3 separate regions of the Homo sapiens genome follow, and regions 2 and 3 are each linked to region 1. Evidence: read pairs that join two places in POLR2A ChIA-PET (ENCODE). Cell type or tissue: PC-9. All regions are shown on one strand. Each heading gives the region's core, and the rest is flanking DNA. Links, peaks and the distances in the headings are about the cores only. Region 1 has its middle 16 kb from the start of MSMP. Region 2 holds the start of TMEM8B (transmembrane protein 8B). Region 3 holds the start of ARHGEF39 (Rho guanine nucleotide exchange factor 39).

The links. ChIA-PET counts read pairs that join two places held together with the same protein. Peaks named below come from ENCODE experiments on the same cell type or tissue, not always from the same donor. Only the 100,000 strongest peaks of a DNase experiment are listed, where the experiment ranks them.
Region 2: POLR2A ChIA-PET joins it to region 1 with 6 read pairs; 5 of 35 experiments call an interaction of 5 or more read pairs at or near these places.
Region 3: POLR2A ChIA-PET joins it to region 1 with 5 read pairs; 6 of 35 experiments call an interaction of 5 or more read pairs at or near these places.

What each region holds. Positions count from the first base shown.
Region 1 is chr9:35,765,259-35,776,164 of GRCh38, reverse strand. It overlaps a transcript of RGP1 not described here. Among named protein-coding and RNA genes, the nearest start is that of MSMP, 16 kb to the right of the region's middle. In PC-9, for the core only: no CTCF peak of the experiment used is centred there; a DNase peak (open chromatin) is centred at 4,004; H3K27ac peaks cover 862 bases.
Region 2 is chr9:35,828,901-35,839,806 of GRCh38, reverse strand. TMEM8B (transmembrane protein 8B) reads right to left here and starts at 10,579. Exons shown (of 13, transcript NM_001042590.4): 1 at 9,852-10,579; 2 at 5,157-5,346; 3 at 4,589-4,796. The coding sequence starts at 10,359. RefSeq lists enhancers at 3,216-4,129, 9,487-9,987 and a silencer at 10,273-10,722. In PC-9, for the core only: no CTCF peak of the experiment used is centred there; DNase peaks (open chromatin) are centred at 5,846 and 6,806.
Region 3 is chr9:35,664,255-35,675,160 of GRCh38, reverse strand. ARHGEF39 (Rho guanine nucleotide exchange factor 39) reads left to right here and starts at 9,966. Exons shown (of 9, transcript NM_032818.3): 1 at 9,966-10,129; 2 at 10,311-10,405; 3 at 10,669-10,789. The coding sequence starts at 9,992. CA9 (carbonic anhydrase 9) reads right to left here and starts at 1,233. Exons shown (of 11, transcript NM_001216.3): 1 at 799-1,233. The coding sequence starts at 1,201. It also overlaps the pseudogene RN7SL22P. RefSeq lists a silencer at 9,798-9,947 and an enhancer at 10,098-10,177. In PC-9, for the core only: no CTCF peak of the experiment used is centred there; a DNase peak (open chromatin) is centred at 5,620.

The DNA.
Region 1 (10,906 bases), core at 3,036-5,535:
AATTTGATGCCAGCCTCTCCCACCAGTGACAGCTAAGAACACCTCCCACTACTGAGGGTAGCTAAACTGTCTAACAAAAAGGTCAAAGAAGTTTGCCTATCATCTGTGATTCAGAGGAAAACAAGAAAAGAGCATTACTGTTTTTTTCTTTCAAATCTAGGCCTTAAGCTAACCTGTTAGAGGTCAAATAAACAGGCTCCAAAATCCCCAGATTAAGACCTATTTGCAGTAACAATAAATGTAAAAGCACCTTGTATATTGTAAAGCATTATATAAATGTCCATTATTATGGTAATTATTAGGGGTCCGTCATATCCAAAATTGAACTACATCCCACCATCAGCAGTTTGGGACCATATTCTGGAAGAGTAAAGCAAAAATTTTTTTAAAAGAGTTTGCTTGTTTTTACACTGTGTAAAGGTTTTCAAATTTTTCATCTCTTCATTGAAAAGTCTAATAAGAAGAGCTGATCAGTAGTATATGACCAAAAAAGAGAAACTGTTCAACTTAGTTCAATATCCTTAAGAAGTGTACTAACTAGGAAGAGACAAACGCAAGCTTATGTGGAAGCGTGTGTAGTAAATGGTGGCGCTCCTTCCCATTCCCTCCACAGATGGCTTCCTGCTGAGCTCAGTCAGGGAGGCACTGGCAGAAAACTGAACGAGAGAAGCCAGACTATCTCTTCCCCTTCTCTCCCAGCCTTGGCCAGCATCTGGACAGGCACTCTTTGGCCCCAGCTTCCCTAGAACAGGCCCCCAAAGTTCCGGCTTCTAAGTTACCCTGCCCCTTGCACTTCCCCTCCTTCCCACAGCCTAGGGAGAATAGAAGGTTCGGTTGCTAATCTTCCCCTGCATTGCCTCACCTTCCCTTGAAAGGCTTCTCAGCTCTTCCACCATATTCACAGCCAGCTAATTCTCTGGATTAAATGCCCTCTGGTTTAAATGCTTAGAGTGAGTTCTGTTTTCCTGTTTGGACCCTAAATCTGGCAGCTAAACAAAAAAAAATGAATTTACTGCACTGAGGGCAAAGACCCTGGCTCCAAAACTGCCAAGTTCAAGGTTCACTGCTATCAGTGTGGGTCCATCCAGATGGAGTAATATAGAGGAGTGAAGAGACAGAACTGATTTCCCTTTTCTCCCAAAGGAACACAGGAGAGAAAATGAATTTGGAGAAAACAGAGAGAAAAGGGTATTATAAATTTCCTGCTTCCCAATCCTCGAGACAATATGGGGAGGAGGCTGCTGAAAAAGACAAGGATGTGACTGAAGCCCCCCCCACCAAAATTTGGGATGAGTCAAAGAGGGGAATTGACCTGTATAAAAACCAAAAACACTGAAAAGATTATAGTACTCCCCTCCTCCAAAAAAGAAATAAAAATAAAATCAATAAATTCAAATTTCCCCATAGTAACTATTTCCATGTTTTTTTTTGTTTTGTTTTTGAGACAGAGTCTTGCTCTGTCGCCCAGGATGGAATGCAGCGGCACAATCTCGGCTCACTGCAAGCTCCGCCTCCCGGGTTCACGCCACTCTCCTGCCTCAGCCTCCCCAGTAGCTGGGACTACAGGCGCCCGCCAACACGCCCGGCTATTTTGTATTTTTAGTAGAGACGGGGTTTCACCGTGTTAGCCAGGATGGTCTCTATCTCCTGACCTCGTGATCCACCCGCCTCAGCCTCCCAAAGTGCTGGGATTACAGGCGTGAGCCACCGCGCCCGGCCAAGTACTTCCATGTTTTTAAAAACACAGCAACATCCTTTCCTCCAAATCTATTTAGTACCACTGCTTTGCTGGGACCCTAAAGGCACACACTTAGTCTGCCTACCGGGTCATCCAGCAAAAGGCCTGTGCAGCCTGCCCTGACCAGAGCTGAGCACAGTCAGTCTCTCAGGGAGGGAGGCGTTTGCTGCCATGGGGGAGCAAGGTGCTGAGGCTGAGTCTCCTGAGGACCCAGCAGTGGTAGAACTGGGGTATGACCCCTTCAGAGTCCCATGTACATTCAACGAAAACCGGAATAACCCAGATTAACCATTCACTTCATTCAACCAACTTATAATAATTTTTGACTGTTTTAATGAAATTTATCATCAGAGAATAAAGTTTGTGCACCAATACACATTTTTTAAAGTGGCTATAAAACTGAAATAACAATGGATTGTTTTTTCACATATAAAAAGATCTTCAGAAATAATAATACGGGCCAGGTGTGGTGGCTCACACCTGCAACCCCAACACTGGGAGTCCAAGGCAGGAGGATTGCTTGAGCTCAGGAGTTCAAGACCAGCCTGGGCAACATAGCAAGACCCCATCTCTTTTATTTATTTTAAAAATTAAATAAATAAATAATTTTTAAAAAGAAACCTGGGGCTGGGCTCGGTGGCTCACGCCTGTAATCCCAGCATTTTGGGAGGCCAAGGTGGGTGGATTATCTGAGGTCAGGAGTTCGAGACCAGCCTGGCCAACATGATGAAACCCCATCTCTACTAAAAACACAAAAATTAGCCAGGCCTAGTGGCATGCGCCTGTAGTCACAGCTACTTGGGAGGCTGTGGCAGGAGAATCGCTTGAATCCAGGAGGCAGAGGTTGCAGTGAGCCAAGATAGCACCACTGCATTCCAGCCTGGGTGACAAAGCAGCCTCCGTCTCAAAAAAAAAAAGAAAAAGGAAACCTGGAACAGTATAAATCAAAATGTTAAGAGTGACTGTCTCTTTAGGAATAGTATGTGTTAGAATTTATACATATATATTTCTTTTCTTTTCTTTTCTTTCTTTTTACTTAAGACAGGTTCTTACTCTGTCATCCAGGCTGACAGAGTAGTGCGATCTCAGCTCACTGCAGGCTCAACCTCCTGGGCTCAAGCAATCCTCCTGCCTCAGCCTCCTGAGTAGCTGGGATTATAGGCATTCACCACCACACCTGGCTATTTGTTTTTTATTTTTCGTAGAGACAAGGTCTCACTATATTGCCCAGGCTGGTCTTGAACTCCTGGGCTCAAGTGATCCTCCCGACTCAGCCTCCCAAAGTGCTGGGGTAACAGGTGTGAGCCACCATGCCTGGCTGTACTTTTCAATAATTATGTATTACTTTTGCAATAAGAAGCTATATATGGGTTTTTTTAAGGTACCACAAGGATAAAAGAATACCAAAGGACTTTTTGTAAATGTCACTGAAATAGGTCTGTAGTCTCCACTTAACAAATACACCAGTAAAGTTTGAGAGTTTTATGTATAAATTACCAGCATATTTGTTTATGAAGACATATTACTTTAAAACACAACTTTATAGCTCATTTATACAACCCCACCACAGTTAGTATGCAGCTCAAAAAATATTTGTTGAATAGTCTAGTATAAAACTTTTTTTTTTTTTTTTTTTGAGACAGAGTCTCGCTCTGTTGCCCAGGCTGGAGTGCCGTGGTCCGATCTCGGCTCACTGCAAGCTCCGCCTCCCAGGTTCACGCCATTCTCCTGCCTCAGCCTCCTGAGTAGCTGGAACTACAGGCGCCCGCCACCACGCCCGGCTAATTTTTTGTATTTTTAGGAGATGGGGTTTCACCGTGTTAGCCAGGATGGTCTCGATCCCCTGACCTCATGATCCGCCTGCCTCGGCCTCCCAAAGTGCTGGGATTACAGCCGTGAGCCACCGCGCCTGGCCTCTAGTATAAAATTTTTACAAATGATCTGGATGAAGAAGAATACAGTGGAGTTGTTAGTTTGCATATGACAGTAAGTTCCTCCAGTTACACATCAGTCACATTTGATGTTACTGTCATCTACTTAAAACTCTTACCATGGTTTCTATAATAGCTCATACTCATAGTCATCCTTCCATCTCAATATCCAGCTGATGTCTCCCCGTGATGAAGATCCTCTTCTTCCTCTGAGCTCGAAGCTCCCCATCTCCAGGCTCTAGTCCTCAGATTTCTGCATTCTTCTTTCCACACTCATTTCCTTGGTGAGTTAATCCATAACCATGCCGTCACCTGTCACCTTGATGCATATAACTGACAGTAGAAAATGACCTTGTTTCACTGGGTGTGGGCATATGTGTCACTGTTGCTACATATGTAAGGTATCTCAATATTGCACAACAGTAATTAATAGAATTGTGTAGTACAACTCCCCAAGGAAAAGATTGCTTGGAATATTTGAGAAAGAGTTGTTGGCACAAATGGCAACTCCTGCCTCCCCTCCCCCAAAAGCAAACCAAATAAAAATAATACATAAATAGAAAAAAAGTGAGCAAAGCATGTGTCTAAAATTCTCAGGTTTATGGTGTTATACCTTGTTTGGGGAAGGAAGGAAGAAACTATGTAAATGCAATAATTGGCAAACGGAAGATAGAGAAAAAAGGTCTTAGAGTCTACATTTTTAAAACTCACTTACATGAACAAAGTACACATTTTTATCAATCACATCTTTGTTTTTTAATTTTTCTGGCAGTCAGTCCCAGCCAGCTGGATTACAGCCAGATTACTCTTGTGTACTCAGCTTTAAGGCAAACCTAACTGCCTCCCTTCTCTTCCAATCAGATTTCTCCCCTTAAGCTTCTCCTACATAGAAATTACAACCCACCACTTAAACCCAGGGTATGTTAAATTTAGGTCCTGAAATAAGCTAAGAGCTAGCCTCAGACCCAATTCACAGAACATAGAGATTATAGATTTTTGGAATTAGAAGACAGCAATTTTGGGCTAATTTTTCATCAATCTTCACTGAAGGGTAGAACTACTAACCTTAACATCTAGCTAATAAATATGTTTCAGAAAAGCAAAACGGGAGAGAAGGAGATGGTTAAGGAGAACAGAACTTCCAAGGCTCAGAACCACTAACACCTCCAGAAGGGGTAAAGGAAGCATCTAATCATATCTAGGCCAATAAAGCTGGCTGTGCTCCGGGCTGACTGCTTTTTAGGACAGTGTGTAAGGACACTGGTTCCGGGACTTGCCAGCCAAGCAGAGGGGTTACTATAAATATTTGTTACGGAAGTTACTCCTCAGAAAAGGAGTGCTAGCCAAACTAAACCAAGATCAAGAGCCAAGGAGAATCAACTGGGCTAGAGAATCAGAGGGGCAAAGATAGAGGCAAAGACAGAGAAAAAAATTAAGTTCAGCTTCTAGAAATGATAAAAGGGCAACAAAATTAATGGGATGCTTCAGATCCAGAGACTGAAATTCACTCTGATCCTACCAAACCTCACCAGGTTAAAGGTTTACCCTGAAGATATAATACGCCTGTGTGAGTACCTGTTCTTTCCTCTGAACCCCTGCTACTTCCTGGAGTTCAGGTTTTCTTCAGATTTGACAGGCAGAAGGCTGCTCTATTTATTAGGGAGATGCTTAGCGGAGGCTGGGAGCTCCAGGTGTGCTCCTCTGATCCTCTGTAGCCTACTCACTCATTCAATTATTATAAGTAACCTAAGCATCTCCAGGAGTGCAGCCAAACACTCTTAACACTCCCCTACAGCTGACTGTAGTGGTACACCCTCCATGACACCACACTGTCCAGGTTTCTTCCAACCAGCTGGCAGCTCTTTCTCAGTCTCTTACTGACCCTTCCTTCTCTACCTGCCCCTGGGTTGATTGATGATCCTCAGGGATCTATTCTAGATTTCGTTTTCCACTCAACTCTCTCTCTCTCTCTCTCTCTCTCTCTCTCTCTCTCTCTCTCTCTCCATGGTAATACCTATGCCCATTGCTCCAATAACCAATTTCTATGTGCCAAGAATGAATCACCAGTCCATTTCTATCAGCTTTCAAATCATATACCTAATTGCCCACAGGATATCTTCACTTGATGGTCTTGTAAGAACTTTGAACTCAACATCCAAACAAGACACATGATTTTCCTCCAAAATATCTTCCCACCCAGTGTTCTCCTACTCAGCAAAGGACACTATCATCCACATAGGTGCTCAGCCAAAAACCTCAGTTATTCTTGAATTCTCCATCTCCCTCACTACTCTCCACATCTAAGCCTTGCTGGACATACCTCCAAAATATGCCCCAAATCTATCTTCCCTACTACCTCTACCCTATGCAGTTCAAACCACCATCATCCTTCATCTGGACTAATTAACAATCCCTTAACTTGTCTCCCAGCATCTAGTGTTGATCCACTCCAACCCACACTATAAAACATTCAAAATGCAGTACTGGTAAGAATCTTAGGCGGAGAAACTGAAGCAGTCCCTGCCCCCAGGTTTGGCAGTGAAGGAGCTGAAATGAACCAGACATGCAGATTTGAACTACATTAAAATTTTTAAGTTAATTTTTTTAATGCAGTGCTGGCAAAGTCAATCCTCTGCATAAAACTCTTGAATAGCTTCCCATTGTGCTTAGGATGAAATACAAACAACTGATCCTGAATTTCAAGGTGCCCCATGGTCAGGTCCCTGCCTCTCTTCAGCCTCATCTCACGTCACATCCCTCTTCCTCATCCTCTACACTCTAGACACACTGAACTTTTGTTCCTTTAATTTCTCTCATCTTTGCACGTTGTTCCTTCTGCCTGAAACTTTCTTCCGACTTTTCATCTGATTACCTCAAAATCATTATTAGATCACAGCACAAACCTTCCTACTTCCTTTACAAACTATGTTCTCCCAAATATGTGTACTCCAATAAGACTCTGTATTTTCTCAGTAATATTTCTGAAGCTTAATATTGCTCAAACTTCATTGTATTCATGTGTGTTTATTCCCTTATCTCTACAAAATACTGTGTCCTCAGTGCCTAGCACAGTACATGGCATAACAGACTCAATAAAAGAATGAGCGAATGAGAAAAAAAATGAATGACAAAATCAGGGTGGGTTGAGCTCCTCAGGGTGAGGAGAGATAACAGGTGGATGCTGATGGAAACAGCATCAAGGACAACAAGACAAGAACCTGTCCTCCCAAGTCTGACAGGGCCAGGTACAGTAGATGTGTTTCAACCACATGGTTCTTTCTTCCTTGGCAATGGGTGCAGCCAGGGCTGTGACACTGGTGGTGCTGAGGCAGGTACACATGGGCACGCAGTGCCCCTGCAGCTGAGTGCACCTAGCCCCCTGCTCAGCTAGGCCGCTTGCTACCTAACTTATCTCAAATGGGCCCAATCAGTCCCTCCTGGACACAGTAAACAGGCCTGCCTCATTCCACATTCAGTCCTGCCTCAGTTTATCGAAAGTGGTGGGTGAGCTGAGGGCACCCTCTACTCACATGAAGGTCTTGTGCATCTTCACAGTTGCCTACATTGTCCCTCTTAAGCCCCCAAACCAGTTTAACGTAGTCCTATCTGATCATTTAATGTCTTTTTAGGTACTGCTCAGACTCTCCTGAATAAAAACTGCTCAGTCTCTCAGATAGCAACCCCTCTCCTGCTTATCTACCTGAGATGGATCTGGATATATCAGGGGAAGGGGACTTCATAGCAGCAGGAAAAAGTTGCAACCCTTGAGGAAGTGCTCCTCTAGCTTCTTAAGATCTCCAGGCCAATGTTCCTTTGCCCCTGTTTGCTGCTTACTCTGCTGGCAACCATGGTCCAGCTCTGTGCTAGTATAACTCCAGGGTCTCTCTCAGCCTGGAGATAGCCTGAGTGGTACCCTCTGGCAGAATAAATTGCACCATCTTCCCCTGGCACTATTTTTTCTGAGTGTGGTTGTGATACCTATTGCACCCCTCAGATGCATGCAACAGAAACCCTTCATAGTCTCTGTGCCAAGGGCTTCCCTGTTGCACATAGGGAATGCCCCACATCTTGACCTCCAGGGTCAGACATCTCCATAAAGTCTCACTGATGTCTCTTTCAAAATAACCTGTCCACGGCCAGGCACAGTGGCTCACATCTGTAATCCCAGCACTCTGGGAGGCCAAGGTGGGTGGATCGCTTGAGCTCAGGAGTTCAAGACCAGCCTGGGCATCATGGTGAAACCTCATCTCTACAAAAAACACAAAAATTAGCCAAGAGTGGTGGCACATGCTTGTGGTCCCAGCTACTTGGGAGGGTGAGGTGGGAGGATGCAGTGAGCCACTGCATCAGAGCGACAGAGCCAGACCTTGTCTTAAAGAAAAAAAAAAAAAATCTGGCCAGGCACAGTGGCTCATGCCTATAACCCCAGCAATTTGGGAGGCTGAGGCGGGCAGATCACCTGAGATCAGGAGTTGGAGACCAGTCTGGTCAACATAGCGAAACCCTGTCTCTACTAAAAATACAAAAACTTAGCTGGGTGTCATGGTGGGCGCCTGTAATCCCAGCTACTCAGGCTGAGGCACAAGAATCGCTTGAACCTGGGAGGCGGAGGCTGCAATGAGCTGAGATCGTGCCACTGCACTCCAGCCTGGGTGACAGAGTGCAAAACAACAACAACAACAAATGTCCACTTAATGTCTACATTTCTTTTCCTATTATCTAGTTCTAGTCTTACCAGGCTATGTCCAGGCTCAGCAAGAAAGAATGCCATGATGAATTTAATGATGTCTGCTATGGATAGATGATAAAGGAATCAAGCCATGAATAACGTATTTGCTGATGTAATCTTTTTCCTCAAATCCATCAATATAAATTAATCTGCCCTCTTTATTTGTATCTACTGAAATCCTACTCATCATCCAAGACTAGATCATAGAGCTCATCCTGCTCTGATTTAACCCTATTTATTATTTGGCTATTTAATATTGGTATTAGTTTATAAATGTTAATAGTAAATGGAACTTATTTTTGATACTTGAAGTGGCTTGAAGAATGGTGGTATCATTAACACATAGTATGACTCATTTTAAGGAACACATGAATGGCTAATTATAGAAGGTATCTGGTCCTCTGGCTATCAGAAAAGAGATCTAAGAGTTCTCTAAATGTAGTATTAATGAACTCTTTCGGCAAAAAAAAAAAAAAAAAAAAACCAATTTGCTTAAACCAAAGAAAAGAGCATTAAGGCTGGTCATTACACCTCAACAGTAACAGGAACATGAGATCATTTGATATGATTCTGCATGCAGTACTGCTCTATCACATGACACATTGTATTATAGTTGGCCGTATGCAGCCCCAGATTCCCTTTTCTCTGCAGATCAGTGACTCTTTTTGGAAAGAGGTTCATGCTCTATCATACAATAATATTAAGAAGATTACCAACAATCTAAAATGCTTCCTTCAACTGAGGTTTTGAGAAATCACAGAGAGGCAACAACATTTTTCTTGACTTTACTGTATATACAATGGAGGCTCATTATAATAAAAACACAATTTCACCCACTCAAATATAAACTCCAAGGGAGCAAGGACATTGTCTAGTGTTTTCATTACTGTATCTCCAGTGCCTGACTCAGAGTAGGTAATCTATATATATTTTACTACTGAACAGTTACTACTTAATCAATATTAGATGAAGATAATATAATACACAGAACAAAAGTTTAATATTTCTATTCTACAACCTGTCTTTTGAAAGAGGCAGTCATCTTTATTCCAGATTCTTCCTTTCCTACTGTGTCTTTTGTGCAGTGAGAACAAAATTAAGCATGCGATCAAAATGGATCATAGACATAAAAGACCTAAATGTAAAAGCTGAAATCATAAAACTTTTAGATATAGGAGAAAATGTAGGAAAAAAATCTTTGTGACCTGGTGTAAGGGAAGATTTCTTATGCAGGATACAAAAAACACTAGCCATACAAGAAAAAAGCAAAACATTAGACTTCACCAAAATTTAAAACTTCTGCTCCTCAAAAGACACTATAAAGAAAATAAAAAGGCAAGCCACCAATTAGGGGAAAATATTTTTAATTCATATACTCACAAAGGACTTGTATCCAGAATATATAAAGAACTCTTAAAACTCAGTAACAAGAAGCCAAACATTCCAGTTTTTTAAATGGGCAAATACTTTGAATAGATTTCACCAAATATGAGATACTGGTGACAAGAAAGCACATAAAAAGATGCTCAATGTCATTAAACATTAGGAAAATGCAAATTAAAACCACAATGAGGCAGCACTACACACCTACTAGATTTTTTTTTTTTTTTTTTTTTTTTAAGAAACTGACAATACTAAGGCCGGCACGGTGGCTCATGCCTATAATCCCAGCACTTTGGGAGGCCGAGGTGGGCAGATCACAAGGTCAGATCGAGATCATCCTGGCTAACATGGTGAAACCCCGTCTCTACTAAAAATAAAAAAATTAGCCAGGTATGGGGACGGGTACCTGTAGTCCCAGCTACTCAGGAGGCTGAGGCAGGAGAATGGCGTGAACCCAGGAGGTGGAGTTTGCAGTGAGCCGAGATCATGCCACTGCACTCCAGCCTGGGCAACAGAGCGAAACTCTGTCTCATAAAAAAAAAAAAAAAGAAAGAAAGAAGAAACTGACAATACTAAGTGCTGACAAGGATGCAAAGCAACTGGAACTCTCATATAATGCTGGTAAGTGGAAAATGGTACAGACTCTTTGGAAAACAGTATGGCACTTCTCTTTTTTAAAAATTTATCTTATTTTATGAATAAATCAGTAACTTTTTTTTTTTTTTTTGAGACAGGGTCATGCTTTGTTACCCAGGCTGGAGTGCAGAAGCAAGATCATGGCTCACTGCAACCTCCGCCTCCTACACTCAGATGATCCTACCACCTCAGCTTCCCGAGTAGCTGGGACTACAGGCCTGGGCCACCACACCCAACTAATTTTTGTATTTTTTGTAGAGATGGGGTTTCACCATGTTGTCCAAGCTGGTCTCAAACTCCTGGACTCAAGCAGTCTGCCTGCTTTGGCCTCCCAAAGTGCTGGGATTACAGGCATGAGCCACTGCACCAAACTGGCAGTCTTTTATTTATCAAGTAAAACATTCACTTACAACAGGATCTAAGATTTCACTTCTAGGCATTTATCTTAAAAAAATGCAAACATATGTCCACAAAGACTTAAATGTGAGT
Region 2 (10,906 bases), core at 4,368-6,867, 62 kb before region 1:
CCTAGATGCTCAGGTTTGGTGTCAAACCCGAAGAACCAAAAGACTCTCATAAGTCACTGCACTGACCCCACCTCCTATGGCAAGAATCACCACCACAATAATCTTGTAGTGAATGAGTCCCAAGGGTGGGGGCTCATGCTCCAGTGGTGGCCCATTTCCTTGCTAGACAGTCCAGGGAAGGAACACTTTGCTCCACGTTTTGGAGTTTTACTTGCGTTTGATTCAATGAAAGATCAGTGGACATGACCTGTTTGGTTAAGACGTGCTCCTTCCTTCAACTGTGTAACGTGCACAGCCAGTCCCCCCTCTTCATGCAGAGGGAGTGTTTAGTCAGTGGAGACCAGGGAAGATGCAGGGAACCGTCACCCAGTGATGGGACCAGAGAAAGAGCACCGGAAGTCAGGTCCTCAAGAGCTGCCAGGGCAGACACCAGGTGAGAGAGTCCCAGCTGAGCCAAGAGGCCAGAAGAACATCAGCAGTCGGGGAGGCCCAGGGCACAGGCAAGGAAGCTCAAGAAACTAGGAGAGGCAAAAGTGAGATGTGGATGGGCTACAGGCTGAAAGATCCTGGAGTCTAAGGCATGGTAGATAGATTCCTACAATGTCCTCGTATGTATGGGCTGGGTTTCTTCAGAAAGGCCTGAGTGGGCTGGCCAGTGCCAGGCTCTGGGTGGGGCTTGCAGACTGAAGATGCCCAAAGACACTTAGCCTTCTCTGCGGGAATAGCAAGTGCACAGCTGAGCCCATGCCCAGAGGCAGAAAGCACCAATCAGTGTAGAAGCAAACGAGTGCTGGACAGATTTCAGGGGGCAAGGGTGAAAGCAGGAAGACCACTTATGAGGCTACTGTGGTAGCCCTGGAGAAAGCAGAGAAGCTGTGCTAGAAGTGGAAATGAAGAGCTGGAGAAGCCTTCAGGGCATGCCTCAGAAGTAGCGTCAACAAGACTTTTTCTTTACGATTGCTTGTGAGGAATAAGGAGACAAGAAAAATCAAGGATTTGGGGCATTTAATTTGGGGCTTGAGCAATGGGTGGATGACAGTACAATTTCCTGAGGAAGATCACAATGACTAGAGAAAGAAGCATGGACTGGGAGCAGTGAAATGGAAATTAAAGAGTTTTATACTTTTAGCTTCACTTTGATTTGATTTTACTAAATACTGTATGAGACATTTCTTAGACATCCAGTTGGAGATGTCAAGTAAGCAGTGGGATATAGTCTGAGATTCAAAGAAATTAGGACTGGCTGAATACTCGTGGAAGCATTAACATATAGATGGTATTTTAAATTATTGTGCTGGAACACCAAGCAAGAGAATAGAAAAGTGAAAAAGGAATTGTTCGAGGACCAAGCATTGGGCCACTACAACCTGGAGATCAAGCAGAGGAGAGGCCAGGAAAGGAGACAGAGGAGTGGGCAGTGGGAAAACCAGGACAGTTCTGTAAAGTCACAGAGGCCAAGAAGGGAAGGTGTTTCAAAAAGAAAAGAGTAATATAGGGGACTAGTTAACAGCTAGTTACTAGTTAACTCTGGGGCGGGGAATTGGAGACTGGAAGAATGGAAGAGGAAAACTTACTTTCCACTGTATATCTTTTGTACCTTTTGAATGTTGTACCAGGTGCATGGATTGCCTATTCAAAAAATAAATAAACTAATGTAGGAGGAGGAAAAGCAGCTGCACTATTAGCAGATTCTAACCACCTCAGCTGAGATATTGAGTCACGTGTGGTCCTAGTCGGTGGATTCAACAGAATCCTTTCTCCTGTACAGTCGACTTCTTCACTTTCCTCGTAGTTGCTTTCATTATTTTACCTACTTTTTCAAATCTTAGACACAGGAAGAGGAAGGATGAGAACCTGCACTCTAGACATTTGGGAGTACTTTCCCCTCATGAGCCATTTGGGTGCCAAATGGTATCCACAACCCAAAGGCCAGCCCCCCAGAGCAGACTGGCAACTGGGCACCTTAGAATGAACACACGATCCAAAACAGGAAAGGCAAGGAGATGGAGGCCGGGGACAAGACAGAGTGGCTGATAGGAAGAAAGGGACAAGGAAAGGACGTGAAAAGGCATCATGTGCCAGACTCTGCACTGGAGGCTAGGAATACGTAGTAAATAACACAGACACAGGGTCTGGCAGAAGTGTGGGACTAGAGTTCACGAGGGTGGCCCGGACCAGGTAAGTCACTTCTTTTTTACAACCTTTCAGGGCTCCCTATCACGCTCAGGATACAGTTCAAATGTCAAGGCCCTTCGTGATCTGGCCTCTGCTCAACCCTCTACCTTCCTCACCACCCCAACACCAGCCCACACTGAGCCACTTCAGTTCCTTCTAAACTTTGGGCCATGCTACTCCCACCACCTGGAATGCCCTTCCCTGCCTTCTCAACCTCAGACCTCACCGCTTAACAGTTTCCAATACCACCTCCACCACGCTAGCAAGCTGAGTTAGCCATCTCCCCTTTATCCTCCTAAAACATTTCCTATATCCGACATGCATCTTATTTTTCTCTGTGTCCCCAGCACACAACCCAAGGCCTGGCACAAAGCAGGTACTAAAGGACTAAGGCTAAAGGGAGATCTGAGCTCATCCCCAAAGCTGAGAAGGACCCTAGAAACACACTGCCTTCTTATCGCTGGGACTCTTCAGTTCCCACCAAAGGATAACCCTAAACCCACATAAATTCCTGTGTTCAAGCCTTACAGGAAGCATGCCATAGTAGGGGAAGGAAACAAGTTGAGAAGATGGAGGAATGCTCTAGACAATTAACCCACAGGCTGGAATCCTGGAAATTAACCAGGATCTGGAGAGCTGAAGAACCCTTTGAGGACCATATAAGACTACAGAAGTTAATCTAATTCTTAGAAGGACCAGACCCAAGATCCTTGCCCCATCAACCTCTCAAACAGGGCTGATGGAAGCACTACATCTCTCACGGCGTCCAGACCCACTGCCACTCGTGGGCACGGTGGGATGGTCCTCTTCTGTCTAGCCTCACCACACACCTGGGGAAGCTCTGACCAGGGTTCCAGTTTGGTACCAAGTTCCCCAGGCCCCGCTTCCCATGTCTAGATGCAAATGCACATGTCAGACCTAGTTATTTCCTCACTGCCCAGCTCCCCCTTGGTCTGGGCACTTGAATCACCCTTTAGGGTCTGAGCAGCTTTTCTCTGCACTACTATCTCTATTCCCCATTGTCCCAATCTGGTAGCCATAAGCAATCCTGACCACTTCTAACTGGGCCTCAGCTCCCACAATCCCAGCCCAGGCCTAGGCCCTAGGTTCCTGCTCACCTAGAAAGGTTTTTGGATAACTAGAGCCAGGCTTCAGGAGGATTTTCCCTGTCAGTTCTTACAAAGTGGGTCAAGGATCAGAGTTGGGATAAAGAACATCCCTGTTGGGATTTTGCCAAAGACCTACGAAGGCATTCCTTCTAACAGAAGAACCCTCAGTTCTGATGAGAGTCAAGGCCTACCTAGAACCTAGGGCCCTTTCCAAGCTAGCTCCCAACATGCTGTCCTTCAGCAGGCTCACAGGCCTTGATAGGGAGTTCTCTTGCACATCCACATCACTCTCAGGAAAAACGGCCCTGTCACTGAGGCCTAGAGACACTACCTCAGCCCTACTTCCCATCTCTGACAATAGCAGTGCCAGCACCCTTGTCCTTATGTGAGTCTCAGCTCATTCAAAGGCACTATTCACCCCATTTCTGAGTGCTAAGAGTCCTCTTCTTTAAATCCTCACTCTGTTCTTGCTCGTTTCTTCACCCTCACCACAGGCCCCATGCACGTGGCCATCCCACTCTGACAACAGCCAGCTCAGCACACCCCCTGCTTCTCCTCCAGTGAACAGGAATAGGAGACCTGTCTGGCCTAATCCATGAGAGTGGCAGGAAAACATTGCAGCATTTCCTTCCACTCCAAACCAGAGAGACATCTGACCTTTGAACCTGCCCTTCAGTCTTTAACAACCTCTGTGAAATAAGTGCTTGGGGTGGCTGATATTTGGAGAAAAGTGAGGCAAAGGCCAGGATGGACACTAGCTGCCCAAAGCCTCCTTTTAGCAGGAAAGAGCTTCTCTTGTGGTCTTCTGAAAGGTGTAGGAAGCTGTCTGAAATTATGATGCAAGAGGAATACATTCTCCCAGATGGACTAAATACTGGGCCGTGGCCTAAGAGAGTCTTCAGGGCTATTGTCAATCAAGATGTAAAATAAAACCAGTCCTGGGTGTGTGCAGCAGATTGGACCAGCCCATAGCTGGCTTCTGTTCACCTTGATTAACATTTGTGCCTTCCACTAGGAGGCGGCACTACTCCCCTGTGCCAGAGCCTCTGACTCCAGATTCTCAACTTTCCCTTCAGCTTACCTGGACCCAGCATGTCCTCCTGGGGCTGCCAAGTTGCCTCCTCCAGATCATGGCCTCTGACCCACTGGGTGACCTGCTGGCCTTTAGCCATGCCCCGCCCCAGCCACCCTTGTGCTGCTGCCCACCCTGACACAAGGCTGGTGTGCCAGAGAGCCTGTGGGGGGAATTCAGCAGAGATGGAAGGGCAGTTCTGGACCCCCGAGCCTGGGCAACATCAACCCACCTTGACAGAGATGTGGCCGTGGGCCTGGGGAAGGTGGGCAGCCAAGAACCAGTCCCCAGGTAAGGGGCTGCTGACGTTAAAGATGCCTGAGGTGCGGTTGGGCAGTGTCCAGCTGAGGGTCAGTGAGAAAACCCCAGGCACAGCTGTGTCCCCTGGGAAGTGTGTATGCAGGGGATTGATGACAGGGGGTGCCCCGGACCGGAAATACCTGGGGGACCAGAATTAGGAGAGGAGGAAAGCAGACAATGGGGTGGGAGGCAGGAAATGAAAGAAAGAAAGAAAAGAACTGTCACTCTTCACCGATAAAACAAATAGATTCCCTATACTGACACATTCAACAAAGTGGTTCCAGGTCAGGGGCCACAGGTGAGAGATCAGCTCAAGCACTTGCACAGTCATACAGTAGTCCGGAAGTGGTCATGTGACAGAGGTCATGGCCCTCACTCAGTCACACTTCAATCTGGACGCGGGTTGGGGTCAGGGTCGGGAGGTCAGTTAAAGTCACACTTTAGTCTGGAAAGTGGTCAGGGATTGGAAGTGGGGTTGGGAAATTAACTCAGACACTCACACAGTCACACTTTGGTCTGGGCAGTGGTCCCCAAAAGTTCCCCCTTGCTCCTTGAAGATGATGAGGTTCCAAACAGCCAGGAATGTGTCCTCAGGAACATGGAAGTGGAAGAGCTCGGTGCTGGCAAAGGAGCGGAAAGGACTCAGCTTGCGGGGTGAGCAGGTGGAGTAATCAGTCAGGAAAAGGCCTCCTGGGAAGCAGGAGAGAGAGAAAGGAGCAGGGCAGGACAGAGGGCATTTCCATTAAGCAACAGGCATGCCAGTCTTCCTCACCAATAGCATCAACTCCACAAATGCTCTCCTCTGAGCCAGGAACTGGGTTTCAGGCTGCAGATCTGAAACCTAGCCATCATCTGGTTTAATCCTTACGTTAATCTTATTTAAAAAAAAACAAAAACAAAAACAAAAAAACCCTCCTTTTACAGATAAGGAAACTGAGGCTCAAACCTAGACCAAACTGAGGATGCAAACCTAGCTCTCTCTAAATCCAAAACTAAGACCCTTTGACTTCACAGCTGCCTCCTCACTTAGGAGCCATTTTCTCCACTTACCAAACCTAAAAAAAACAGATGTGTGGAAGGTGTGTGTGTGTGTGTGTGTGTGTGTGTGTGTGTGTGTGTATTTTGGCATGGCGTCTTAAGCCACTGAGCAGGCTGAAACTCCACCTGTGGGGCTTGGGAGTCAGCATGGAACTGTGTAACTTCCTTGTTGATTTTCTTCCCCTTTCTGTTCCCCTGTGGTTAGGAGCAGTAAAAACCCTCAGCAGCCTCACAAGCGCTGCCTGTATACTGGCTCAGGGCAGGAGAGGGGAGGGGAAAGTGTGGTACGGCTGCCAGGGGCCTGCTTGGGTGGCAAAAGCAAGGACAGGAGCTGGCAGGCCACCATGAGAGTCCCCAGGAAAGGAGAGTCATCAGGCCTCCCAGGTCAGAATGCACAGCTAGTAGGTGGGGGCCGGGGGAATGTTCCCCCAAAGGGAAGCCCAGTGAGGCAGTGAGTTAGTGACCCAGTGGATTTCAAGCCCCTTGGGAATATTCAGAGCAGGCCGAGTTGGGAGGTGGGGAGGAAGTGGTCATCCCTCATTAAAATGCCAAGATACCTGATCATGATTGTCAGGAGCAGAGCCAAGGTGAGCAGAAGTTGTGTCAGCAGCTAGCCAGGCAAGGGACTAGAATAGCTGTCACAGTGGAGGCAACCAGTAGCAGACAGGGGAAGAGGGTCCCAAATGGCAGGCAAGGTCTCTCAAAGTAAACCTCTAGGGAATCTGACTGCTCTGGAGACTTCGGACCAGCCAGAAAAGAAGCCCAAGATGACACCTCCAGGACAGGTGAGAAGGTGGGGAACTCAGCAGCTTCAGGACAGACCCGGGGCTGGAATAAGGACTACTCTGGAGGGGCATTTTCAGCCAAGCAGGAAATACCCTCAGGGCTAACCTAGTCCAATCATCTCCCTCTCTGGAGATGGGAGAGATTAACTCCAAAAATGAGGTGTTTTTGAAATAACAAAGAAAGGGAAGGGGAGGCTGCTGAAGGACGAACACTGAACCAGAGCAACCCCAGGAGTCACCCCAGAGAGCTGCCCTACATAGGTGGGGGCCATTGGAGGCCACGGTTACACTCAAGGACTAGTCTGTCCAGTTCAGACCACATGATCAGTCTCAACTGTCAGGAAGGAAAACCTGTCACCTTGCAAGCTGAGCACTGCCTAGGAACCCAGAGAGGCTACCAGTGCAGCATTCAGAGAGTGATAGAGATGCAGCCGAGAGGGATAAAGGGAAATGGGACCGACTGATGGAAGAGACGGGTTTCCTAGGAACCCTAGCTGTGCTAAGTAGGAGGCAGAAGGCTAAGAGGTGAACAGCCTGGATACTATTGTTAGAAGAAATCAGAACTCTAGCGCACCTTCTGCTGGGGTTAGGGAAGGGCTGATCCTCCTCAAAGCTGGTACCAGGGATGGGTCATCTGATCAACCATTGCTACCGTTAGGAGAAATGTTGGTCAGTCCCTCGGTGCAGACCCTCAGATGAGGGCTAGTGGTGAAAAGCAGTTTAATGACCTTTGGGAAACATGGACAGACAAGCACAAAGATCCTTGTAATTCAAAGGATCACAGTATGGCCTGGGGAACTGGGGAACTAGCTAAGCCATCCCCACAGTGGCCAGGGGCTACAGAGGTCACAGAATAGGCCAGTGAGATAAAGGAGTGAGCAGCAGCTGGGAATGCTAGGAGGAACTTGGAAGAAGTTCTGAGGGCAGATGCTTGAGAAAGGGTCCACAGCCCCATTCACTCCAAACTTTGGTTTGCGGTTTGAACAGGGCCTACCAGAGCTGTGTCCAGAAGAAGCATGAGTAAGGCCCTTACCGAGTTCAGATGAACTTATTCCAGGTTCCCCAATATTTCTATGATGAAGCTAGGGTAATTCCGACCATCACCCACCCCATACACACATACACATACACACACACACACACACACACACACACACACCCCTACACCTACACACATAGGCTGAGGCTGGCCCTGCTAGTAATAGCACTAGGTAGAATAAAAGCCCATTTTTTTTTGAATAGCAAGGCACGTGTGAGTCCTCAACTAAGCCCAAGGAAAAGATCCAAGGATCAGGAGTGGGACCACTAGACCCAAGAGATAACTTCCATTCCTGAAATGAAACCGAAGCAACCAATAAGCACTGTGCAGCCCTGTGCCATGATGGTCCTATGACACTGCCAGCCTCTCCTCAGACAAAACCCATCACCACCATTAGGTCACAGAGCACCCTGTACTTTGGTCCAAAATTGCCAAGGCATTCATTATTAACAGCACTAAAGGCAGCCCTGCCTCCATTTGGGTGTATTGGTACTCTTTTCCAACTTCATTACAATTCTCCCCAAAGCACCTGAACCTGCTTCTGGGCAACAGTGTTTTTATCCACAACTTTCAGCTGTATATGCTCTGTGGCTGTCGGTCACCCTGCTCCCCTCACCAGCCCAATGCTTGCTCAATGGGCACATGAAGAAGCCATGATGGCAGAGGATGGAAGCTAGGAACTTGGCCCAACAGCATAAACTTCCCCTTACCAAAACTGAAAACCTGACTGGCTACTGCCTCTGCCCAGTGTCCAATTTGCCAGCAGCAGTAATCAACACAGAGTGCCTCCACAGCTCCTTCCTTCAAAGGCACTGGCTGGGGATGGATGGATAACTTATATTCGTTATGGGAGGCATGCAACACTGCCCTCACCCTTGGAACTGCTGAGAAAGGGTCTCCAGCCCCATTCACAGCTTCAGTGATCTGTCCATATGAGGAGGAGGCAGAGCTGAAGAGGAATGTACATGGGCCACAACATGTCCCCTCCCCTTCATACCATAACACAGGCGCTCAGAAGATACACTGGCTCACATGCACCCCACACACATGCACGTGTCTACACTTAACAACACACAAGCATGTACACATGCTGCCAGCCTCCCCACAATCCCTCAGTTACACACATACACATAAGTGACCAGACATCTCTGCAGGGGTTGTGACCTTTCACGTGCATTCGTCTCCTTAAGTTTGTACACTGAACCAGGCCCCCAGAGCTCACTGATACCCATTCTCCACCCCCCAGCTGTTCTGTTGGCTGTTATTTCCAAAGACTCCATCAGGCACATCTCCATCCTATCTAGAGTGACACCCACCAGAGGTGGCTACAGACTTGGGCCATGAAGACTACAGTCACTCCATGATGGAGCCATCTTCATGGCACATCCCCTAGACCAGGACACCCCCTCCTCCTCCCACATTCCAACCATTAAAAAATTGGACCTCTCTCTCTTCTGTCCAAGTCACTTCCCCACCGGAGGGTGGCCCTTGGCTGACGCCTGGCAAATAAGGAACAGTTTGTGGATAAAGCACCCTTGTGGGCAGACCGGGGAGAAGGGAGGTTATGCTTTGAGCCTTTCCCCACTTGGGTCTATTTTTCTATTAAGTATACATTGCAGTGGATAAAAAAAAACACACTAGTATGAAATAGGAATTAGGAAACCTTTTTTCTAGCCCCAGCACACTGCCATTCACAAGCTCTCTGACTTTGGACAAATTGCTCCCTCCCTGAGCCTCAGTTTCCCCATCTGTAAAATAGCCTCCGAGTTTCAGCCCTGCTCTAAAAGTATCAGGAATTATTCCTAGGCAAATCAATCTTCTTTGGAACAAGAATCATTACAAGAAGAAAACTCATTATAATGGCAACTAATCCATATTCATCTATTTGCTACATATTATCTTTAAAACTCTTCTTCATGCCGTTTGAATGCATGCCCAATATCTCAAAGGTTTGGGCTATATATTCCCACACTACACTAGGGGCTTCTGGTGTGGGACTGTCTCTCCCCCATCAAACTTTGTGAGCAGGAGCAAAGCCCACAACATTTCCCTGGAAAAGCAAGAGTCAAAGTGGGGTCAGGACAGACACCAGAAAAAATCTTGGAGTCTCTGTGCTAGAAACTGTAAGCCACCTGCTGAGCCTCAAACCCAATTAATTACCACTCTTTTGACCCTGCCAATCCCTGTTGTGTAAGACCTCTCTACTCTCTATTTCTCCCACTTGCTCCCCAATGATCTAGTTCCCCAGGTCCCACCTCTCCTGAATCTCTCCAGCCCACCCCTCCCTGCCGGAACCCCATTCCTGCCTCAATCTTCCCTGCTTCTGCACTCACCAGCCCCTGGGCCAAGGACAGAGAACAGCAACAGCAGCAATAGGGCTGGCGGCAGCTGAAACCCAGACTTGAGTCTAGGCTGGGAGAGGGGCAGAGTATGAGAGATAGGGGGGACTAGAGGGAGAGACTTGGGTAAACACAGAGATGAGGGCAAAGGCTGAGATAATGGGTTGGGCTGGGCTGGACACTGGGGCTTGAACAAGGGCAGGGAGTGGGATGGAAGGAAGGGCTGTGATGGGGACTGCAGCAAGGGACGGGGTTGAGCCAGGGCCTTAAGCAAACACTGGGAATGGGGCTGGGACAGGGCCTGGGCTGGGATTTGTGACAGGGGGTGGAACGAGGGCCGAGGCCGGGATGGGGGCCAGGCCAGGGGCAGAGACTGGAAGGGGGTCCTGGATGGGGACCCAGGCAGGGGCTGGGGCCGATGTGGGAAGCGGGGCGAGGGCGGGGCTGGGGGCCAAGGCGGGGATTGGGATAGGACGAGGGGCCGGGACAAGGGCTGGGCCATGGCCCGGGGCGGGGGCGGGGCCGGACAGGCCAGCGCGGGGCGCTCGCAGAGCTGGCCCGCGGCTCCGCTCCCCACCCCCGGGGGGTGGCCTCCGGTGTCCTCGCGGGCCCGGGGCGGGGGCCGGGGACCTGGGTAGGAGTTCAGGCCTGGGCGACTCCGGGCTGCGCTGAACCGGCGATAACCAGGCCCCGCGGCGGCGGCCTCGACTTGACGTCGGCGTGACGCCCCGCCCCCCGGCCGGCTCGATTGGTCCCTGTCAGTAAAGCCCGCCCCCGCCCTACTCTATTGGTCCCCAACTTAGTCCTGCTGGGCTTCGAGGACACACAGACTCCGCCCCCGCCTCAGCTACCCGAGACCCTGCCTTTCTCACCCCAAGCACAGAGCCCGAGGTCCCCTCAGATCCTCACAGCCCCCAACGACCGCCCCACAGATGTCTCAAAGGAACCCTATCCTCACAATCCCAGACTCCCCCGGACGTACGCACAGATCTCCGCAGATCCTACCCAAACACTCGCTCACAGAGATCCCGCAACACACACCCCACTTT
Region 3 (10,906 bases), core at 4,241-6,740, 100 kb after region 1:
TTAGCCGGGCGTGGTGGCGCATGCCTGTAATCGCAGCTACTTGGCTAGAGGCTGAGGCAGGAGAATCACTTGAACCCGGGAGGTGGAGGTTGCAGTGAGCCGAGATCGCGCCATTGCACTCCAGCCTGGGCAACAAAAGTGAAAGTTTGTCTCAAAAAAAAAAAAAAAAAAAGTGAGTGGGCACTTCAGTCCTGAGTCCCAAATGAGTGAGTACACCATCTTTCCTTTCTCCCTTCTTTCTTCTCCCCACTCATCCCTCTGCCTTGTATGGTCTCCAACCCCTTTCCCCAAATTCCTGGCTTGGGAGTCAAGAAGCCACGTTTCTCTACCTGCTGTGTCCCTTCTTCCTAGGTCTCAATTTCCTCATTGTAGCCTAAGATGAGATGACTTCTACCAGCTCTTCTTGCTTGTCTCTGGTACCCACTTCACCTCCCAAGCTTTCCTTTTCTCTTCCCCTCAAACTCTCTGACTCTCCTTCTCCACCTATTTTTTTCCTCTGTCTGCACATTTTTTCTCTCATCTGCAGTTCTCATCCCTTTCTCTTCTCCAGCCTCCCCCTTCTCTCCCATCTCATCCAGCTCACCTCTCTCCTTTTGCACCCTTTTTATTTTCTCTCCACATCTGTCCCTTTCTACCTCCGAGAGTGGGGATGGGGATATTGGTATGGGACCTCTGGAAGGGCTTCTGTGGGGAGTACAGTCTCCCCTCCTTCCCTGAGTGAACAGAGCCTAGGCTGGGGTATGGGAGGGGAGTCATGAACCTCCTGGAACCTGGATTTGGAGATTGATGACCACTTACCTTCTTTGTCCCTGTGGGCATTATTCTGGGGTTCTTGAGGATCTCCAGGAGCCTCAACAGTAGGTAGATCCTCTAACTTCAGGGAGCCCTCTTCTTCTGATTTAGGCTTAACTTCAGGTAGATCCTCCTCTCCAGGTAGATCCTCCTCTCCAGGTAGATCCTCCTCTCCGGGTGGATCCTCCTCTCTGGGTGAATCCTCTTCACTGGGCAGATCCTCCTCGCCCAGTGGGTCATCTTCCCCAGAAGAGCCTCCTCCCAAGGGGGAATCCTCCTGCATCCGGGGCAACCTCTGGGGATGGACAGGCACCAGAAGCAGCAGTGACAGCAGCAGTTGCACAGTGAGGCCTGGAGCAGGGGCCGGGATCAACAGAGGGAGCCAGGGGCTGGGGCACAGGGGAGCCATGCGGCTGACTGTGGGGTGTCCCAGCACACGGTGTGTACGGGCTGTACGTGCATTGGAAACGAGAGCTGGGTGGGGGAGGAGCAAGCCTGGAGGGGAGCAGGCTGACTCACAGAGCGCCCTTTTGCAGAGATGGAGCCAAAGTCTCACAGGTTTGTCTGGCCCTGTGCCCTCTCCCCCATACCAAAGCTAGGATGGGGGTGGAGTGAGGGGCAGGTGTGTGCACAGGCAGAAGGTTATCGGGGCCATGGACTCAGCTTGGAACCCAAGGCACCACCTGGCACTATGCAGGCTCTCCCTGGCACCACCCAGCTGCTTGCCAGCCAGCCTCAGCTAACCCTGGCCTGCTTCCCAGCTCCAGGCACAGAAGGGGAAAGGCAGGGGAGCTGGGGCCCCCATGTCCTCTGGCTGAGAGGGAAAGCAGCTCATGTATACATCCCTGACTCCACCAGGAAGCAGGTAAAGAGGTAGGGCAGGCTGCTAGGGGAGCCCGAGGGTGAGTTAAGTAATGGGTATGTGGGAGACAAACTTGAGCTTGAATGAAAAGCAAGTGTATGTGTCAGAGGGGCTCTGATAGGTTTAACCTATATTTATTTTTCAACACATTACTCTCCTGCTCAAAAGCCTTCATTGGCTCCCCACTGCCTGCCACGATATGCACATTGTGTACTTCTGACTTCCAACTTCCTTCAAAACCTTGCCCAAGAGACCTTTCCATCTTGTCTCCTACTACTCTCCCTCATACTCTAGCCAAATTAAACTATTATTTTTTTCTCCAAACCTTTTACCACCTTTGTTAATCTAGTTCTTGCTCCCTGAAATGCTATTTACTATTGCATTCAACAAATATTTATTTAGTACTACCATAGGTCCAGCACTGGGCTATGGACTAGGGACATGGAAATGAATAAGACACGGTCCCTCATTTTGGGAGGCTGAGGTGGGTGGATTGCTTGAGTCCAGGAGTTCGAGACCAGCCCGGGCAACATGGCCAAACCCTGTCTCTACTAGAAATACAAAAAAATTAGCCAGGTGTAATGGCATGTGCCTGTAGTCCCAGCTACTCAGGAGGCTGAAATGGGATGATGGTTTGAGCCGAGGCGGTTGAGGCTGCAGTGAGCTGAGACTGTACCATTGCACTCTGGCCTGGGTGACAGAGCAAGACCCTGTCTCAAAAAAGAAAAACAAAAACAAAAACAAAAAACGCTACCTGCCCTGAGCAGCTCACAATCTAGTGAGTGAGGGCAAACCCTGTCAATATCATCATATTGAGGGAAGAGAGATGAATTCTGCTTTAGAAGATAATATAGAAGTAGGCAAATTTGATCATGTCCTTGAAGAAATACCAGTTCCATTGGTAAAAACAATAGGGAGAATGATATTCTGGGCAAAGGGAAGGCATAAAATATTATGAGCAGGAGAGTGACAGAATCCAGTTCTCATACTAGGTCACGTTGAGGGCTTGAGGGCTAGTATGGAGCACAGATTGCAGGGGAAGACTGGGTGCAAGGAGATGGGGCAGAAGAGTGTGAGGACACCAAGAATGGGCTTAGGCCTCCCAGTTTTTTTCTTTTCTTTTCTTTTTCTTTTCTTTTCTTTCTTTTTTTTTTTTTTTGAGACAGAGTCGCACTCTGCTACCCAGGCTGGAGTGAAGTGGCGCGATCTCGGCCCACTGCAATCTCCACCTCCCAGGTTCAAGCGATTCTCTTGCCTCAGCCTCCTGGGTAGCTGGGACTACAGGCACCTGCCACCACGCCCAGCTAATTTTTGTATTTTTGGTAGAGATTGGGGTTTTGCCATGTTGGCCAGGCTTGTCTTGAACTCCTGACCTCAGGTGATCTGCCCGCCTTGGCCTCCCAAAGTGCTGGGATTACAGGCTGGTTTTTTTTTCTAATTAATTATTTTTAAAATTTATTTTAGAGATGGGATCTCACTGTGTTGCCCAGGCTGGAGGGCGGTGGCTATTTACAGGTGCGACCCTGTTACTGATCAGCATTGAGTTTTGACCTGCTCCAATTTCCACCTGGGTCAGTTCAACCATCCTTAGGCAACCAGGTTGATGCAGAACTTAGTGCAGACACCTGACTGGTATACTACACTACAGCCCAGAAATCCTGGGATCAAGTGATCCTCCTGCCTCAGCCTCCCAAGTAGCTGGGACTACAGGCACACGCCATCACACCTGGCTAGTCTGCCCTTTTAACAATTTATTAAGCCTCCGCCAGTCCTTCAGGTGCTGTTCTAGGCCCTACAGATGCAGCATTGAATAGAGAATAGCTCTACTGTTTTGTAGCTCACATTCTAGTAAGGCTCCATTGGCTTAAACAAACTAAAAGAGAATAAGGCCATTTCAGGTCCATATCTAGGGCTAATATTCAGTAGGCACCCACCAATATGGTTGTGTAGGTTAATTAAATACATTAAGATATTTCTAATCCTGTTGGCATATAGCCATGGCCCCTAGCTCCAGGGTACCCCTGCTACCCTAGCTCTTCCTTAGGGACCCTCCAGACCTCCTGATCCCTTATCTAAAGAGGTATTCCCTGGCATAACAGAGTCCCCAGGAGCCCACTTGAGTGCCTCAGCCACCTTCAACTCTGATAGGTCAGTGCTTGTGCACTTGCTGCTGTGTCACAAATAGTTTTACTGGCCAGGTGCAGTGGCTCATGCCTCTAATACCAGCACTTTGGGAGGCCGAGGTGTGCAGATCACCTGAGGTCAGGAGTTCGAGACCAGCCTGGCCAACATGGTGAAACCCCGTCTCTACTAAAAATACAAAAATTAGCTGGGCATGGTGGCAGGCACCTGTAATCTCAGCTACTCAGGAGGCTGAGGCAGGAGAATCACTTGAACCTGGGAGGCAGAGGTTGCAGTGAGCCGAGATCGCGCCACTGCACTCCAGCCTGATCGACAGAGTGAGACTCTGTCTCAAAAACAAACAAACAGACAAAAATCGTCGCTAACATAGTGAAACCCCGTCTCTACTGAAAAAAAAAAAAAAAAAAAATTAGCCGGGCGTGGTGGCGGCCGCCTGTAGTCCCAGCTACTCAGGAGGCTGAGGCAGGAGAATGGCGTGAACCCAGGAGGCAAAGCTTGTAGTAAGCCAAGATCGCGCCACTGCACTCCAGCCTGGGCGACAAAGCGAGACTGTTTCAAAAAAAAAAAAAAATTTTACTGTCCTCCCTGTCTAATCTCTTCTGTTCTTTGAAACTCAGATGAAAGGCCACCTCCTTCAGGAAACTCCTTAACCAACCCTCTACCACTAGTCTGGAAAAGATCCCTGGCATCTTTGAGCCAACCCAGTTCTTTGCCTGCCCTCAATAATAACTTTGTCCACCGTCTAACTCATATAAGGGTGATAACTCATTTTATCTGCTCTAACGGCCTTCAGCTCCATAAGGGCAGGGTCCGTACTTGATTGAGTCAGTCTTTTATTCAACAGCCATTATTGAGCATTTTCTTTTTGCAGATTACCTTGCCAGATGCTTGAGAAATACCAAATTGACTAAGATATATTCTCTGCCCTCAAGGAGCTCATTGTCAATGACCTGTGCATGTCCACAACTATCCCATAAACATGACATAACTTTTTACATTATTATTATTTTTGAGACAAGGTCTTACTCTGTCACCCAGACTGGAGTACAGTGGCGTCATAGCTCACTGCAGGCTTGATCTCCTAGGCTCAAGTGATCCCCCTGCCTCAGCCTCCTGAGTAGCTAGGACCACAGGCACAAGCCACCACCCCTGGCTAATTTTTTTATTTGTTTTGTAGAGATGGGGTTTCGCTATATTGCCCAGGTTGGTCTTGAACTCTTGACCTCAAGTGATCCTCTGACCTCAAGTGATCCTCCAACCTCAGCCTCCAAAAGAGTTGGGATTATAGGCGTGAGCCACCATGCCTGGCCCAACACCACATTTTTGTGGCACTCCAAATCATCTGTGTTGTCGGATGACTGTCATATTGTACAACAAAATATATATGACTGAATAACAGCTGTCCTCCAAATGGTCAACCTCAGATGTAGTCAGCCTAAGATTCTAGGGTGCCATTTCTGGAGCCAAATTCAGAGCTCTCCATGGCAGTGTGGTCCAGGGTACACTCTGGATGGCCAGCTGATTGTCTTGGTCAGCTCTGTCATTAGCTTGGAACTTGCTTGGCCCCTGACATATGGAAGTACATGGTAATATCTGAATTGGATGGGCCTATACAAGACAGAATGTGGTAACGACTAATCCAGCTCTCTGTTACAGCTCACTCATTTTTCAAATGCGATTCCCTATGGCTCTGTTTCTCTGTCTCTCTCGTCTCTGGTCTGAGTGGAGAATGTGGACTCTGACCCTGGATCATGCTGGGAGTCTGCCAAACCCTCAAACAGGTTTGAGTTATTGTTTCCTGAGTCTCCCCGGGTTGGGACAGAGTATACTCAGGACTGACTGACCAGGGCACCCCACACCTGGATCAGGACCTCTCTGTGGTTATTATAGGCCAAGTGTTTGCTCATGAGGGTTTGTGTTTTCAAACACTGAGGGGTCATGTTACTAAAACATGTCTCTGCCTATCCCAGCATGGCAGAGGAGGAAACTATTCACTGGTGGGGTAGAAGGGAAAATGCTCCCTCTCCCAAGCCATAGCTTGGGGGCAAAGACTGATCAAATTCCTTGTAGAACCTTGAGGCTGACTTGTAGTTCTGGCTACCTCCCCATCTATATTCATTTCCAAGGGCTGCTGTAACAAATTACCACCAAGTGGGTAGCTTAAAACAACAGAAATGGATTTTTTCACAGTTCTGGAGGCCAGAGTCTGAAATCAAGGTTTTGACAGGACTGGACTCTCTCTGAAGGCTCTGGGGAAGAATCCTTCCTTGCCTCTTCTAGCTTCTGGCGGCTCCAGGCATTCCTTGACTTGTAGCTGCATTACTCCAACTTCACATGGCCTTCTCTTGCCCCTGTGTCTCCACTGGGTGTCTCTCACTGAGACACTTGTCATTGGATTTAGGGCCTACCAACATAATCCAGAATGATCTCATCTCAAGATCCTTAACTAATTATGTCTGCAAAGACCCTTTTTCCCAACAAGGTCACATATACAGGTCTTGGGGATTAGGACATGGACATGTCTTTATATGGGGCCACCATTTAGTCCACCATCAGTGCAGGGGAACTGACGTGGACGCACAGGATGAGAAGGGATGAGTTCGTATTGAAGACTCTCATGCTTTTGCCCTTATCCTGCTACTTATCTTTGCAAGGCCGTGTCATCCACTCCCATGGCTCCTATAAATTGATGACACCCAAGTATTCCCAGGCTGGACTCTCTCCCCATGCCAGACCCATAACCATCTGCCTAATAGACAAGACCCAAGACATCTCCACTTGGATGTCCCACAAGTATTTCAAGTTTAACAGGCCCCAGGTTGAATTTGTCTTCCCCGCAAATCTCCTTTTCATCCTCCTTCAGTGAATAGCACCACCCTCCACCTAGAAGCCAGAAACCTGGTACCATCTCTACTTTCATCTTTTCCTTCACCCTAGCATTCAATAACCATGCCCTATGGATTCTACCTTCTAAATTTTTCATCTACATTTTTCATCTTGGCTCATACTTTCGTCACCTCTTACCTGGATGACTGCAACTGCCTCCTGATGGGTCTTGCTGAGTCCAGCCAACCAGAGTGATGTTTCTAAAATGGCACATCTGATGATCTCACTCCCTGTTTAAGGCCTTTCAATGGTTTCCCATTGCCCTTAGGATAAGGTTCACAGTACCTGACGTGGCCTTCAGAGGGCCGCCATTGCCCTGGTTTCCATGGTGGGCTTGTGACCTAGGGAGGTCCAATCAGTGAAGCTCTCTGTCTGAAGTATTTGATGGCTAAGGGAACCAACTCTGCGGACAACACATAAAGAAGCACACAGCCATTGTAACTGTGGGCAGCCATCTTGTACCCACAATGGAAGCCAGCCTTAAGATGAAGGTAAAACCATGGAAGGCACAGTGGAGTGGTGGAAAGAGGTCCTTGGTAACATGATTGAGCTGCTGGATTAGGCCAACACTAGGGCCCACCTGCTTCTGGACTTTTCAGTTGCATGAGCCAATAAATTATCTTAATGTTTAGCCACTTTGAATTTATTATTACTTATATCACAATTTTACTGATATAAATTCCTTCTAAGTTTGGCCTCTGTCTACCTCTCCAGTCTCCTTTGTCATCACTCTCTCCCTTGCAGTCTATGCTCTCATCTTACAGAACTTCTAGCAGTTCCTTAAATTCATCGTATGCTTGCATATGTGTGTGTCCAAGCCTTTGTCCATGCTGTTTGACTCTTTTTTCCACTTCCCTTGCTGCCAGCGCCCAGCTCTGCCTAGCCAGGTTTTATTCATCCTTCAGGTCATCAGTTCACATATCACTTCTTTGAGAAGAAGCCTTCCCTGACTCCTACACTAGGATCAGTCCCTTCACTGCATGCTTGTGTAGAAGACTACATGTCTCTTGTAATGTTTCCTCATTTTATGGTGACTCCTTACTGTATCTGCCATGCTGGAGTGTAAGCTCCCTGTGGGCAGGGGTCATATGTCTCTTGCCCACCATTTCATCTTCATGCCTAGCACAGGACCTGGCACATGATTGGCATTTAATTTTTTTTTTTTTTTGAGACAGAGTTCCGCTCTTATTGCCCAGGCTGGAGTGCGATGGCATGATCTCGGCTCACTGCAACCTCTGCCTCCTGGGTTCAAGCGATTCTCCTGCCTCAGCCTCCCAAGTAGCTGGGATTACAGGCACGTGCCACCATGCCCGGCTAATTTTGTATTTTTAGTAGAGACGGGGTTTCACCACATTGGTCAGGCTGGTCTCTGACAACACATAAAGAAGCACACAGCCATTGTAACTGTAACTCCCGACCTCAGGTGATCCGCCTGCCTCAGCCTCCCAAAGTGCTGGGATTACAGGCGTGAGCCACCATGCCCAGCCTAATTTTGTTGAATGACTGATGATTGTTGTTCAAAGCATCCCTAGTGCTTCTCCAGCATCCATCGGATTGAAAGCAAAATTTGAGGATAATTAAAGAATAAAGGGGTTATTGACTATCCTCTGAACCTCCTCCTGTTGGCCCCTCCTATCTTTGGCTGTGGGAGCGGAGTTTAGCAGCTGTTCCAGGTAGAGTATGGTGTGCCTGACTTGCTCTGTGGGAGACTCGGTCCCCAGGGAATTAGTTGTCACCAACTGTTTTCAGTGTGTCTTCTCGGCTTTGCCCTCTTCCTCTTCTAGAGTTGAATGATTCCCCAACCGATGCTCACAGGAGGCTCTATTCCCCACCCCTCTTCCACCCACCCAAAGCACTAACACACACTGGCAGCATTCACAAACACACCCATCACCAACTGCACCCCAGGTGTTGTGGTCTACTCTCATCACCTGGGCTCACAGTGACACCAATTACCATGGGATTATCTGTCCTCTTCCATGTTTGAGCTCTTAGTGTGTGGACTGTCCCACATTCACTTGAGACAGTGTAACCAGTCCTTTACCTATCTGGTATCACCACCAGTTTCCTTGGGACATAAGCCCAAGGTACAGTCTGATCCAAACTCTCCCCTTCCTTCATCCAAGCCCTTCAAGTTATTCCTCCCTGGTCTAAGCCCAGCATTATTCCTTTCTTAGAATTCTTAGAATGTCAGAGCTGGTGGGGAGGTGGTAGAGACCTCAGAACCCTGACAATCCTCTGGTTCTTGGCTTGCGGCCCAGATTCCTAGGAGTCCAAAACAGTAGGGAGGGAGCCTAAAGTTTCTGACATTTTGTTTTTTTTAATAACTTTTTTTTTCTAACTACAAAGTAATGCATGCTTAATGTAGAAAACTTGGGAAAGGCAGAAGTATAAGAGAATTTTTAAAATCACCCTGTTTGTCCCATTCATCCCTTTAGCTTCAGTGATCCAGTGCCTGGCACAGATACAGATTAGGTACTTAATACACATTTGTTAAACACATTATCTTCAATTCCATTACCCGGAGATAAAAACCACAGTTAACTTTTTATTTTTATTTTTTATTTATTTATTTTTTTTTTGGAGAGATGGAGTCTCGAACTCCTGGGCTCAGGTGATCCTCCTGCCTCTGCCTCCCAAAGTGCTGGAATTACAGGTGTGAGCTCCCGTGCCTGGCAACAGAGTTAACTTTTGATTGTTTTGCCTTCCAACATTTTATATATGTTTTATACAAAGGGGATTATATTATACACCTTTGTAGCCTGCTTTTTTTCCTCTCAGCAATATACTTACTATGTGCGTTTTCCCATATCGATAGCTTCTTTACAACACCATTTTTAATACTTTCATATCATTCCTTCAAATGGCTATACCTTTTCCTAGCCAATTCTGGGAACAACTGACCCCCTGGCATTTGGCATGGGCCCAGGACAGAATGTGTACTGTAATGACCGCCCCCCGTCCCAATTCTCCAGATAGGACATTAAGTTCCTGCCAGCATCTGCAGCCCGTCTCCTGACTCAAAGTTCAGGCTGCTGCTCCAACATAGTGCCACTCAGAGGAGGGCTCCACACCTGCCCCCAACCTTGCCCTGCCCTGCCCTGCCTTGGCCGGCGCCGCGCACCTAAAGCGCCGCTCTGGCGGTGGGGCTGGACAGAAGAGACCCTGCGCGGTCCGGCCGCTCGCCGCGCATGCTCCTTCCTGCGCGCTGCCCTCCCCGGCCCCGCCTCCGCGGCTCCCGCCCGCGAGCGGTTGGGATTTGAATCTGCCGCGGACTGCAGCCGGAAGTGTCGATCCCTCAGCCAGGGCATGGAGCTCTCCTGCCCCGGTTCGCGGTGCCCGGTGCAAGAGCAGCGTGCCCGCTGGGAGCGGAAACGCGCCTGCACCGCCCGGGAGCTGCTAGAGACCGAGCGGCGCTACCAAGAACAGCTGGGGCTGGTGGCCACGGTGGGGGACCTGGCACACGCTCCCATTATAGGACAGGGACCCCAGGGTGTGGGAGGGTCTCTGCGAGGTCGGTAACCCGGAGCATGTAGGGAGCCTGGGCAGACTTCTGCGGTTTCTGGGGGCGCTTGGCGTTAGCCTTCTCTTCCTCTAGGCTAAGAACCAATGTTCTCTCCTTCCGCAGTACTTTTTGGGGATCCTGAAAGCCAAGGGGACCCTGCGACCACCTGAGCGCCAGGCCCTGTTTGGCTCCTGGGAGCTCATCTACGGCGCCAGCCAGTGAGTGGAAGGGGCACAGGGAGAGGAAAGGAGGGAGAGTCCTGGCCTGTGGCCGTGCACAGAGCTTGGAGTCAGACTTAGGTTCTATTTGGAGTCCGCCAGTTAGCTCACCTGTGGCCTTGGCCCAGGGCCTTAGCATGCCCTTGTTCTCCATCTGTACAATGGGGTAATAGCACTACTATTAGTGCTATTCTCATGAAAACTAAATGAGGTGGTGCTTGAGTGGTTCTAGAGCTGCCCTTTTGCTGTCCTTGCCCACACAGGGAGCTGCTTCCCTACCTGGAAGGAGGATGCTGGGGCCAAGGGCTGGAGGGCTTCTGCCGCCACTTGGAGCTCTATAACCAATTTGCTGCCAACTCAGAGAGGTCCCAGACCACCCTGCAGGTAACCTGGAGATGACCTCAAATCTTGCCCCTTACCTTTCCCCTTCATCTGGAGACCCAAACTTCATACATTTCCTGCATTTATAGAGCCCTCTGGGTGCTCAGCTCTGTGGTAAGT